Regions from separate parts of the Homo sapiens genome. Here region 1 is linked to region 2. The links are chromatin contacts, found by Hi-C or POLR2A ChIA-PET in ENCODE. All regions are on one chromosome and are shown on one strand. The core of a region is the stretch at or near the end of the contact, and the rest is flanking DNA. Distances in the headings are between cores, read along the strand shown.

Region 1 (6,355 bases), core at 2,901-5,400, 240 kb before region 2:
CATTCCAATAATGATAGCTACAAGGTGTTGATTCAAGTAGAAAACTGGTTCTTAGGTTGGCATGGTGGTGCCAACAGGACAGCCAGGATGTGCTGCAGAGGGAGAGTGATGGCATCTGGTTCTCCCGGGCCCACCACACAGGATGTCACTGTCAGCCTCCTGGTGCTGACATCAAGGTGAGGAAATGTGTGCTCCCTCGAAGAAATGGTGGGAGCCTCCACCTCGTCCTAGGCTTTCTCTCTGGAAGAGACCAGTCCTCAGGATTCACATGTGTCATCTTCTGCTGGTGGTCCATTTCTGCCACGTTTTGTGGTTGGGTTTAATTCAGGAGGGAAGCTATTACGAAGAAACATGGCAACAACTAAGCTTGTATGTCAGCCTCTGCCTGCTGGAATCCCAGGTCTTCTCTCAGTGGAAACTCGTGGAGCCACATGCAGTCCTAACAGTAATTAAAGCAGCCTGGGTGAGACTGGCTTATGAAAAGATCAGTGAAACAGAATGGAATCCAGAAAGACCCAAATACACACAGAAATTTAGATGGTAAGTGGCAACACTTCAGTGAGAAAGAGATGGGTTAGCCCAAAATATCTTCCAGGTGAATCACATGTAGAAATAAAACAGAGTCCCAGAAAAAAATATGGGAGAACAATTTCAGTTACTCATTTCCAATTAGAAACAAAACTGAAATTTTCTCTCACCAGCACAGCATATGAGTTGTCAGAATAGCCAGGTAGCTTCACACAGGAATGTCAGCTTTGCACACGAAGTGTGTTCTAATTTGGTGTACACCGTGAGAAAACGGAAGCTGAGCAAGCAAAACAATGTAGTTATCTTCTGGGCTGGTCACCTTGGAGGTCCTCTGTGAGAAAAAGACCTGGACAGATTTCTGTGGTCGTTTTGTGTCCGGAATTGGTGGGCTCTTGGTCTCACTGACTTCAAGAATGAAGCCGTGGACTCCCGTGGTGAGTGTTACAGTTCTTAAAGGCAGTGTGTCCGGGGTTTGTTCGGATGTGTTCGGAGTTTTTTTCTTCTGGTGGGTTTGTGGTCTCGCTGGCTCAGGAGTGAAGCTGCAGACCTTCACGGTGAGTGTTACAGCTCATAAAAGCAGTGCAGACCCAAACAGTGAGCAGCAGCCAAGATTTATTACAAACAGCAAAAGAACAAAGCTTCCACACCCTGGAAGGGGACCTCAGTGGGCTGCCACTACTGACTCGGGCAGCCTGCTTTTATTCCCTTATCTGGCCCCACCCACATCCTGCTGATTGGTCCATTTTACAGAGAGCTGATTGGTCTGTTTTACAGAAAGCTGATTGGTCCGTTTTGACAGGGTGCTGATTGGTGTGTTTACAATCCCTGAGCTAGACACAAAAGTTCTCCAAGTCCCCACAGAGCACTGATTGGTGCATTTACAAACCTTGAGCTAGACACAGGGTGCTGATTGGTGTGTTTACAAACTTTAAGCTAGACACAGAGTGCTGACTGGTGTATTTACAATCCCTTAGCTAGACATAAAGGTTCTCCAAGTCCCCACTAGACTCAGGAGCCCAGCTGGCTTCACCTAGTGGATCCCACAGTGGGGCGCAGGTGGAACTGCCCGCCAGTCCCGCGCCCTGCGCCCCGCACTCCTCAGCCCTTGGGCGGTTGATGGGATAGGGCGCCACGGAGCAGGGAGCGGCGCTCGTCCGGGAGGCTCGGCTGCGCAGGAGCCCACGGCAGGGGGGAGGCTCGAGCATGGGGGGCTGCAGGTCCCGAGTCCTGCCCTGCGAGGAGGCAGCTAAGGCCCCGTGAGAATTCGAGTGCAGCACCGGCGGGCCAGCACTGCTGGGGGACCCGGTGCACCCTCTGCAGCTGCTGGCCTGGGTGCTAAGCCCCTCACTGCCCGAGGCCGGCCGCTCCGAGTGCAGGGCCGCCAAGCCCACGCCCACCCGGAACGCGTGCTGGCCCACGAGCGCAGCGCACAGCCCCAGTATCGCCCACGCGTCTCCCTCCACACCTCCACACAAGCACAGGGAGCCGGCTCCGGCCTCGGCCAGCCCAGAGAGGGGCTCCAACAGTGCAGCGGCGGGCTGAAGGGCTCCTCAAGCGCAGCCAGAGTGGACGCTGAGGCCGAGGAGGCGCCAAGAGTGAGCGAGGGCTGCCAGCACCCTGTCATCTCTCAGGTTTTAGCTCAGGGCTGCTGTCCAGCACCCGCTCTTGCTTGGATACTTTCGGTGGTGTGGCTGCTGGTTACTGTATTGCACGACAAATGTTTTTCCCTCTTTCTGTTAGTTTAATAGCAATCTTAAGCCACCTAATTGGTTTTAAATGTTTCCAGTTATTTAGACCATGAAGAAGGCCATTGTTTTCTTGGGTGCTAAGGAGGGTGATGTGCCAGTTCCCTTCCAGAGCCTAAGCCTGAGGCTACCCCTAAAACTGATTAAAGATCAGTTACTAAAATATGTTAATCATGCAAAGATGACCAAGAGAATAAAATTAAAAAGGTGTAAACAGTATGTATAGTGTGATCCTTTTCTGTAAGGAAAATTACTCATGTTGGATGCAGGTGCACCAAGAACACTTCAGGGAACATCTGCAGGCAGAGAAAGCAGGGTGCCTTTGGGAAGGCGGATGGCAGGATGTTTATTGTTCACGTTATGTCTATCACGTTTGATTTTTGAATAATATGTATTATTTCTGTGGTCTGAAAAGAGAAGGTGGAGGAGAGAACGAAAGTCAGAGAATATAACCAACCCAACACACCAGAAGCTAGTGAAGCCCTGTGAATGGCTGATCCCAGGTAAGTTCCCATGTGCTAAGCTGGAATCAAAAGTGTGGGGTCTTCATGGGGCCGGGTGCATGCACAATTGAGTGGATCTGCTGCCAGCACGTGTTGTGTTGTGCCTGCACTTGGCGTGGCTGCACAGGGCTTGCATTGGTACCGGGCTAGGGCGGTCGTGGGGAGGGCCTGGGGAAGGCTGACTAGGGCCTCCACCGTGGGACCCAAGTCCCCAGACCTGGTTGCTTTACTGTATAGTCACAAACCAAATGGGGGTGCAGACGTTTTATGTTGGGCAACAATGGGGGAATCAGGTGGGTGTGCCCCGGCATCCTTGCTCCTCAGTGCGCAGGGCCCTCGAGTTAAAAGCAAGCGTCCCCGCGGGTGGGGATGGTCCCCTGGCGGCTCTCGGCTACACCTTCCTGCCCGGCTTCCCTGCGAGGCGGGCGGCAGTGGAACTCATTCCACAAAGGCTGCCTCTCACTGTGGCCGCCGTGTCACCAGCCAGAGCTGTCAGGTACGTCAGTCATGCTGCTTTGTGGTCATGTCACTGGCATAATCCCAAGATTAGGTGGCCACAAAGAGCCATGAATGAGGTGGTAATTGCGTTCAAGGGAAAAAGAATTTAAGAAAAAAAGACTTTACTTTCTCACAAGATTCGTGAAAGAAGTGACAGCTAATATTTTAAAGCTGGAGCAAGATAATTGTGGTGAGAGATCTTTGTGTGTTCTCTGGAAAATGCTGCATGCGCACAATGAATATTCAAATGCCATTTTGCGCTGTGAATACCAGATCGCCGGGCCTGAGGCCGTCTGCATGGGCCGTCGGCGGAGTCGGCCCGGCGGGCCGCGGGAATGAGCGGGCCACACGGAGGGCCTGGGCGCGCTGCTGGGGACGCCGGCTCCGAGCAAGAGGACAGCCGCCCCTCGGGAGTCGCTGGGAAAGGAGTCAGCGCCGGGCAAGCAGCCTGCAGCCTGTGCCAGGGAAACCTAGTCAGCCGTGCTCGGCTGGGGGGCTCGCTCCGCACTTTCGGTGCCAGAAAATGCCCAGAGGAGCGGGGCGGCCCCAGAGCCTCCTTTCGGGGCGCGAGGCCCGGCGCGTGTGTACGGAGTCCAGTCCCCCCAGGGAGTGGGGTGCCCGCACCTTCCCCTCCGCGCTCGGAGCCACAGGGGAGGCCCGGGCAGAAGCGAACCGTCGCCACCCTGGCGGGGCCTCGTGACTGCGGGTGCAGAACTGGGGGTCCCCGCCGGCGCGTGTTTCAGGGGTCCTGAGGCGCGCGTCTGCGGGGTTCCCAGGCAGCACCAAGAGGCGCCGGCCTAGGAGAAATCCGGATCGAGACAACTGCTGTGGCGGCTGGGCCGAGGCTGCGGTCGCGGTGGGAGGCGGCGCTGCTGGCGAGTCCACGCGGGGCGGACGGAGGCGAAAACAGCCCGCTTTCGCGGCGCAGGCAAAAGCAGGAATGGCGACCCCTCTGCGGGGGGACCTCAGGAGGAAACGTCTGGCTTGGGGAGTCCGCGCTCGGCGCGAGCTGTGGGGGCGGCCGGGCGCTCTGGGGGCAGTTCGGTGCTCCGAGCTCAGCCTCGTCTTGCTTTTCAGGGGTTGGAGGCGGAAGGGGGCAACGGAGCGAGCCCACTTCCGATGCACAGAAGCGCAGGTGGGGAGGAGGCCCGGCTGGGGAGGCTGGTCCCCGCCGCAGCCCCGCTGCCCCTATACCTTGGCTCCAGCGCCAGAGCTCCGCCGCTGCGCCCCTGGCTTTTTGCCTCTACCCCCTACCCTCTGCCGTCCCTCTCCTCCTAAAGCCAGTCCTTCCTGTTTCTCCTGGGGGCTTCCCCAGGGTGCTCATATATGTCCCGGCACCCCCGCTCTGGCGTAAAGAAAGGGCACCGCCGCAGGGCGGCCTGAGTTTAAGGGTCTGTCCACCAGACTCATGGTACTTTACCGCTCTGTGCCTCAGTTTCCTCATCTGAAAAGTAGAGCTCATATTAGCCCTGGGGCCTTGTAGGTGGTGAACATCAAATGAACTCATACAAGGGAAGGGGTCGTGTTACCGGTAGAGGGTCCTAACTGCAAGTTGTCCAGGTTGGCGTTTTGAACAAAGAATTGGACAAAACGTGCTGCAAAGCAAGGAAAAAAGGAAGCAACTAAAGCAGGGATTTATTGAAAACGAAAGTAGTCTCCACAGTGTGGGAGCGGCCTGAGCAGGCTCAAGGGCTGCGTTATACAATCTTCTCGGTCCAAATACCCGCTAGAGGTTTCCCATTGGCCACTCATGTGCTCCCTTCATGTAAATAAAGTGGTGGCCCATAATCGGTCTGATTGGTTGCGGAAAGCAGCCAACCAGAGGCTGAAGTGAAGTTACAAAGGTCACACTCCTGCGCAAACATCTGATTGGTTGCAAAAAGCTAACGTTAAGAGGCTAAAGTGAAAGTTACAAAGTTGGACTTCTATGCAAAGGAAGACTGGTGGCAATCAGTCTGATTGGTTGTGGACAGCCAGTTTCCCTTCGGCCCCACAGAAAAGGTGGGGGGTTTGCAAAGAGTAACCTCTGGTCCTTTTGTTACTTAGGCGTGGAAAGTTAAGAGTTTTCCTTTCAATATAGTTCTAGGAAGTCCGCGTGAAACGGCCTTAGGTGATCTGCCTCCATACCCTATTCTCCTGCCTCAGACCCGTGAGTCCTAGAAAGGATGGCCATCGCTGGCCGCCACATCATCGGGGTCTCATGAATCCCTGCTCTTGTACCTCGGGAGGCAAGGCTAGGCTGCCCTGGATTAGGATCTGCTGTTTGGAAGTGCCGTGTTCTGTTTTGGTTGTGCTCCTTTGGTTGTTTGGTGGGAGTTGGCGGGGCAGGGGCAGAAAGTGGCGCCCCTGGAGAGCCGCGGGCCCAAGCACTGGGGTGCAGCCCGGCTGTGAATCCATGCATTGAGCCGCCGTCACCTGCCCTGGTGTGGGTGCCTGTGTGTCTTGCTTTGTGGTCATCCTGGTTGCTCCAGCACACAGGTGTCTAATCTTCAAGGCAGAAAGAAGACGTGGTCACCCCCCAACCCCTAGACTCTGTATGTGTATGCAGTTTTCAGAGTGTTGTCTCAGGCGCTGATTGAGTGGGCAAGGAGAGGTGCTCAGCACGCAGGAACTGCAGCACCAGACAGGAAGTCACCAAAGAGGGAGTCCAGGTCAAAAGGGACTTGGAGACACAGCAGAAGCAACCGCAAAGTCTGAATCCTGACTCGAACAAGCCACCTGGCAAAAGACATTTTGAGACAAGAGAAATTGAAAAACTGACAAGGGGTTAGTTATTAAGGGAGTACTGTTAATTTTGTTGGGCGTGATAATGATAATTTTTTAAAAATTTATTGGCTGAGTGTGGTGGCTCATGCCTGTAATCCCAGCACTTTGGGAGGCTGAGGCGGGAGAATCATGTGAGCCCGGGCGTTTGAGACCAGCCTGGGCAACATAGCATGACCTCAGCTCTACAGAAAATTTTAAAACCTAGCCAGGCATGGTGGTGCTGCCCGTAGTCCCAGCTACTCAGGAGGCTGCAGTGAGCCATGATGGCCATTGCACTCCAGCCTGGGTCACAGTGAGACCCCGTCTCAACAAAAT
Region 2 (6,638 bases), core at 1,736-4,235:
TGTGACACAGCACACTTTTAGCTGAAACGTGGAGTATACTTTTACCTTGTACATTTTCATTTAGACTGGATTTTAAAGCTACCTTAGTTATTTTTTATAATAAATTCCAGAGTTTTCCAAAATTCTCTCATTTCTTTTAAAATGACACGTGTACAGTTCCATTCTTCTTTGATAATATGTCTACATTTATAAATATTTTCTAAATATTTCACATATTTCCACCATGCAAACGTGTGGAAATGTGTGAAATATTTAGAAAAAATGTGTACGTTTGATCCTCAACCACGTGGAATTTGCTTTTACCTTTTAGAGAAATCACACTTGGAGGTGATGTCATGTGTCCCTGATAATTACACGTAAATGTTGGCTGTTTTGTTACCTTCTGACCCACATAGGTCGTCTCTTGGGATAGCACAGGTAGCAGAGGATGCTGCAGAGGCCAGAGCCCTCCCAGCCCTGACCCCACACAGGCTCCTATGGAGGCCGGAGCCCTCTCAGCCCTGACCCCACACAGTCTCCTGTGGAGGCCAGAGCTGGGTCATGGACTGCAGGCTGCCGATGGGAGCAAGCTCTCATGCAGGAGTGGCTGTCTGTCCATTGTTGGTCTGTGGAGAAGGTTCTAGAGCCAAAGAACCTGGAGTCTAGAATCTCACTAATTAGATGTGGTCCCCAGCAGCATCAGCATCCCCTGGGAGCTGGTTGGAAATGCAGCCTCTTGGGCCCTGCCCCGGACCTGCTGAACCGAATCTGCAGTCACCACATCCCCGGAATTTGCAGGCACCTTAATCTCAGGAAGCTCTGGTCTGGATCTTCGCTTTCCCAGAACAGCCGTGCATCAGAATCACCTTTGGAGCTGATGAGACACTGCAGAGTCCTGCCCCAGCCCCGACAGATAGTGATTCAATTGGTCTGGGGTGATTCTGCCACCCAGCCAGGAGTGGGACCCGTGCTCTGAAATGGTCATCCCTGTTGGCTGAGGGGCGATTGAGAAGGCCAGCACCTGCTAGGTGTGTGTCTGGAAGTCTGCAGCAGCTTCAATTACACAGCCCAGCTGCTGGGAGCCTCATCTTTAGGACTCTATCCCCAAGTGGACATCTTATTCCTAAAGAGCACCCCAGGCCCTGGACCTGTGTGTAGGTGCCGTCTGCAGCCCCATGACGGGGATGGAGATTTGCAGGCGTCTAGCCACCCAGCCTCCACTCCCTTCCCTTCCTGTTCCCATGGAAACAGATTGCGGGAACACTGGGCATGGTGCTATCTTTACCCGGTTTTTGGCGATCTGAGGTCTGTTTCCATGGGAACTAGAAGGGAAGGGGACGGTAGTGGAGCAGCTAGACTGCTTTTAGATTTTGATGGCAGCCTCTGTGCTCACTGTAAAACCTGCTTTGCCCAAGTTTACCTCTAGGCCAGGGGTCCGTGCAGCTCTGAATGCAGCCAGGACTCATCTGGAGGAGAGGCCGGTGGAAAAGGAGGAGAAAAGGAGGAGGTCTGAAAATATCCTTGAAAATGCCAGTCATTCCCTTTTCCTCCAGGAAGCCATTTTTAGGTGTTGGTATAAGTTATTTAAATGCCATCTTTAGTTATTATTTCTTGTATGGTTTTATTGAACATAATAACATGTTTTTATTCAAAGGAAGTGAGGAGATGAGTCATTTCGATAGGAGTGATGTCTCCGACGTGGGGAATCCCTGTGGCTCGGCAGTGCGAGTGAGTCACAGCTGGCTCTGTGTGTTGGGCTGGAAATGAGGGCCTGCTGGGTCAGGGCAGGGCCGAAGCTGAGTGAGATGGGGAGGCTTGGGTTGGTGGTAAGGACAAAGTAAAGTGATGCTGACCTATTTAAGTATTTGAAGATGAAAAGCTAAATTCTAATCTAAGCAGGCCCTGGCCTGAGTGAATGCTCTGAGTGTTCAGTTATGGAGTGGAGTTTACTGGGGCAATCATGGTGCTCTGCTTTTCCCTCCCTTCCCTCTGTACAGTCAGGGAACAGCACCCTCTTCCTCCCTGCCAGGGAGCCTGCACCTGGTGGGAGGCCTTCTCCTCCTCGTTTCCTCCCGCCCGCCAGCGCCTTGCTCTTCAACACTGGTCTTGTCCACCGGCGTATGTGTGTTTCCCGATTTCAAGTGTATTTGTTAATTATCTAGTTTTTAAGTAAAAATAGAGGGTAGTTTTGGTGATTGCCTGGGGTATTGGGGATATTTGGGGAGCAGTGGCCCAGATTATCTTGGTGAAAGTGGCAGCAGCTTACTTTCCTTGGAGGAGTGAAATCAAGTCCTCGTTCTTGCCGTTTGAGGGAACTGTGTTCACTTCATCAGACTCTGGGAGGGAGGGTAGGCACGAGGTTGCTGTCTGTTGCGGGAAAGCTGCCCCTCCCTGCCTGTCCTCCCAGGCTGTGCGGGCACTGGCCTCTGTCTGAAGAAATGTGCTTAGGTCTCCATGCAGAGTAGGGGTTGGAATAAATCGATTCCTACTTGTCAACTCCAGTGGGGAAGGGAATAAATAAGGGCCAGATTCTGAGAGGGAAAAAGAAAAATCTAAAGAAGACATGACTTTCCGTGCAGAGGAAGTTGGCGGTCAGGCTGGCGCGGCCCACGGTCGCTTAGATCATGAAAGGCCTCTCAGAGCCTGTGCATCCCCATGAACAGCGGCGTCAGCTGCCAAGCATGGCAGTTATATTCCCTCTTGCCAGCGGCATCCTGTGGTTTTCTCTGGTGGATCCCAGGAATTCTCCTGCCTGGATCTGACGGTGGACATATAAGACAGACAGATCCTTTCAGCATCAGGTATACACAGGGGCTTCTTCTGCGGGTGAGGGCACAGCTCAGGATGAGACGGCTCCTGCAGTTGCCGATCAGTGCCTCTGAAGCCCAGCAAACTCAGCACACCCTCGGCGTCCGGTGCTGTGGAAGACTGCTCTATCACACGCGGTTCCAGAGGGGCCAGTTCTGTCTTCCAGGAGGGCACGTATCTTTACCGCTGCCTGGGCTGCCTGGCGGGATACATGGTACCTGTCTGTGGTGCTTTCCCCATGAATAACCCTCACTTGCTTTTCCTGTGTGAGAGCACACGCACGGGCCTTCGTTACCAAGGCAGTGGAAATTGGTCTAATGAACTCTTTCTGCCTGGCCGGAGGCCTCCAGAACACAGCGGTGGGGTTTGTGGCCCCATTAGTTAGAGACCAGGCAGCCTTCCCCTGGGTTCTCTGCCCTCTGTGACAGCTGCTCCTGGGGACAGATGCACTTTCACATCCTGCCTCGCCTGGCCTTGCAGGAAGTCAGGAAGCTCTCTCAGTGCTCCCTGAAGGTGCATCGAGTCGGGACTACCCGTCAGAAGGCTTAGTGTGCCGGGCCCCGCAGGTGGCATTTGATGTGTGTCACACCCAAGAGCTCCTCTGTCACACTCTTGGGTCTGCTCACTGCCGGTAACATCAACGCCAGAGCCATCCTCTGACAGCACTGTTTTGCATTCTGTCCTTCAGACATCGGCTGAAATATGCATCTCCTTGGATTTCTGTGGCCAGATTAAGTTATTTCACCAACATGAACTGACTAGGCTGCGTCACGTCTGTTTCCATAACTTGGTCTGCCTCAATGATGGTTTTGCTGCTTGAATTGCAAGTCATTCTTGGAAAGGCTGGTCTAGAGGTTATCTTTTTTTAGCTCTTAGATGAGTGCCCGTGCCTTCTCCCAGGTGGTTGTACAACCCATGACTTTCCTAGGGTGGCACGCGATTAACTGCAAATAATTTCTTCTTCTGGTTCCCTTAAGTGGGAGAAATAGCAGAGTGGTTGAACCGAAGTTTAAGTTCTAAGAGGATATCAGATGGGCCTGTATCTGTTTCTCCTCTTCAGGCAATAGAAACCGCTTCCTCTCTCCAGAGGAAAGTGGGACTTCCCCTACCTTTTGTCATAATGGACATACTCAGGCAGTGAGGAGTCATCATTCCGCCAGAGCACAAACTGCTGGCCAGTCCCAAGAGCTTCGCGAGCGTGACCCGCCATTGAGCCTACATTAAGTTGCATGGAGCAATAGGCAGAGCCTCGCAGGCCCATCCCAGACAACACAGAGTCTCCCCTGGAAATATCTAAGAAAAGTCTTACTGGAGCATTTCTGTCCACCCCCACTCACCTTGAATTGGATACCGAGTTGTGAAAAATTATATAAAGTGGACAGTTTTTCTTTGTCCTAAAGGAATATATATTCCTCAGATAATGAATGTGAGCAAATGAGACAGAAGTGCTTCATGAAAGCTCAGCTGTTCCCTGTGTGTTTGATTTAAGAGGCACTTGTGGAGCTGGTTTGGAGCTTGGTGAACAAGGAATGCTTAGGAGGCTTTGTGAACGCAGGCGACTGAAATGACTCTGATCGTTCATTTCTGTAGGGAACATTGGCTGTTATATCGCTGATCAGTTTGTCTGAGCCTTAAGGTGTAGGGTGTTTTGCTGCGTGTCCTGGTGTGGCCCCGTTAGTTAGGGACCAGGCAGCCTTCCCCTGAGTTCCCTGCACTCTGTGACAGCTGCTCCTGGGGACAGTTGCAGGTTCACAGGCTGCCTCGCCCGGCAGAGGGGCATGGGAGCACCCTACTTGTCAGAAGGGTGGTTTGTTGCCCTCTCTGTGCCATCTTTCGTTCTCAGGGCTGTGTGGAAGCTTGAGAGGTGCATGTGAAGAACTTAAAAGGTCAGCACTTTACCAAGGGAACAAACCACACAAGAAAAGAGACGGAAGAACAGCAGACAGGACCCTGCGTGATGATTTTCCGAGAAGGAGATGTAAAAACTTGGTCAAATTTATTATTTTTCTTTCTATTGCTGCTTTTTAAATGTTATATTTCAGTATGAAAACATGAAAAAAAGCCAATCAAATATCAAGAGCCTCTATCTTTTTCCTTTTAAAGGCAAGTTTCTTTCTTGACATTTTTTTCCTCTTCTACTATTCTACCACATTTCATACCAAAAACCTCACCCACACACTTTCTCTAATTTTGTATCCTTTCTCCTGTTTCTCTCTGTTGTTAATTTTAGCTGGCATGGAATGATTTGAGCTTTGATTTTTATCTATTGGGAACTTTTTAAAAAAATCAAGACAAATTAGCAGAGGAACTAGGAGATGAATCTGACGTTGTATCAGTTGGGTCAGATCAGAACTGGAAGAGGGTGGGCTGAGCCGTGTTAGAGACGCGATTTCATCGGCCATCTGCTGAGGCAGGTTGTAGTAATTTGGGAGGGGTGGTAACTTCTCCAGCCCTCATTAGATCTAGGGTTTTGTTTGTGTTTTCTCATTAGATACACAATGGCTCCATCAGGCCAGTGCCATCATTGCTTCCATTTTACAGCCAAGGAAACTGAGGCTCAGGGGCTTTAAGTAACTGCCTAAGTCACACACAGCCTAGAATGAGGTGAACCCAATGTGGCCAGAGCCCAGACTTTTGTCCTCTGGCCCCTTTGTATAAGGCTCTTGTTTGAGCATGTTTGAAACAGTGTGGGGCTGGGCACTGCCTGTGCAGTAAACTCCCAGCCACGATGTCCCCCATGGGGCACCCCCAGGCCAGCAGCCACTTGTGTGTGGTGCCCAGATGCAGGACAGAGGCCATAGATTGAAAAGGAGGTGACCTAGCTGAGGCTCAGCTAGAATTCTGTGCAGTACAGTCAGCATTTATTGGGTACCTGCTGTATTCTAGTCCCCATGGTCAATGCCAAGGATAATCAGGAAGCGTTGTCCAGAAACACCTGCAGAGGCAGACGAGACACAAGGATCTGGGCCCCATGGTGACAGGAGCTTGGTTTGTTTTGCTCACTGCTGTCTCCCCAGCTCCTAAAATAGTGCCTGCCAGAGTAATGACCCCACAAATAGCTGTTGAAATACTGAATGAAGAGATGCAGCTTTGGTGGCGTCCTGCAGGCCAGAGAGCAGGGAAGACTGTGGGCCGGCACAGGTGTCCCAGGGAAGCCTGCTGTGAGCTGACAGCAAGGAGTGGCTTGGCAAGGGAGATGAAAATTGTTTCGTACAAACAGCTTGTCGGTTCATATTCTTTTCTATTCCCACCAAAGAATGAGACAGCTCCCCCTCCCTTCCTGCCCACACTTGTTAGCCTATGGTCTGACCCCCTTCTTGTTTGCCTGTCATGCCCATTTTAAGCTGATTTTATCTGAAGAAAGCTGGAGTGGGGGAGATCCCTGGGTGTGGAGGATTGCAGAGGCCTGCCCCTGCCCGCCAGCCCCCTGCCCGCCAGCCCCCTGCCCGTCAGCCCGAGCCCTCACGCCAGGCCACAGTGGGAGCAGAACCTCTACGGGGGTGGGGCTGGGTTGGGAGGGGCATTGCCGCTGCTTGGCTGGTGGCCACAGTGGAGGTGTCTGTGATGTGCTCAGACCGGGCTCAGACCAGAATGCACGTCTGCTCAGGGATCATCTGCCCCTGGGCCAAGCCCTGACCCTTTCCCATTCCCTTGTGCATGTGGGTGCTGTGGGAATGGCCTGGTTCGGGCCCTGGAAAGCAGAGATCTTCCCAGTATTCCCTGATTCCCAGCGAGCGGCTGGTGCAGGTGTGCACGGCTGTCTTCCTAGCATTGCAGGCTCTCCCTCCTGAGCCAGTGTCTCCTGTGGCCGCTGTGTGTAGACAGTGGAACTGGAAGCTTGGGCCAGGATC

The links. Hi-C counts contacts between places; a loop is a spot of excess contacts on that map. ChIA-PET counts read pairs that join two places held with the same protein, here RNA polymerase II (POLR2A). Pooled maps may share reads with other maps.
Region 1: a loop to region 2 is called in a map of CD8-positive, alpha-beta T cell, with 3 times the contacts of the local background. The contact joins two enhancer-like sites. A Hi-C loop is called at or near these places in 3 of 168 maps with a recorded cell type or tissue (CD4-positive, alpha-beta memory T cell, CD8-positive, alpha-beta T cell and naive thymus-derived CD4-positive, alpha-beta T cell) and 11 of 50 pooled maps. POLR2A ChIA-PET finds 5 or more read pairs at or near these places in 1 of 52 experiments (CD8-positive, alpha-beta memory T cell).

Annotation. Positions count from the first base shown.
Region 1 is chr18:13,133,066-13,139,420 of GRCh38, forward strand. No RefSeq gene overlaps it. Among named protein-coding and RNA genes, the nearest start is that of LDLRAD4, 83 kb to the right of the region's middle. RefSeq lists enhancers at 2,614-3,193, 3,194-3,772, 4,887-4,936, 4,945-5,239 and silencers at 3,617-3,666, 3,737-3,856. Within about 2 kb of position 4,151, at least 27 of the 41 ENCODE cell types and tissues checked have a DNase peak (open chromatin) inside an H3K27ac peak, as active enhancers do; they include CD8-positive, alpha-beta T cell, where a contact is called at or near this core.
Region 2 is chr18:13,373,771-13,380,408 of GRCh38, forward strand. All of the region lies in intron 2 of LDLRAD4 (low density lipoprotein receptor class A domain containing 4), which reads left to right. Among named protein-coding and RNA genes, the nearest start is that of LDLRAD4-AS1, 50 kb to the right of the region's middle. RefSeq lists enhancers at 1,348-2,547, 1,548-1,677, 6,046-6,547, 6,548-6,638 and a silencer at 3,780-4,074. Within about 2 kb of position 2,986, at least 18 of the 41 ENCODE cell types and tissues checked have a DNase peak (open chromatin) inside an H3K27ac peak, as active enhancers do; they include CD8-positive, alpha-beta T cell, where a contact is called at or near this core.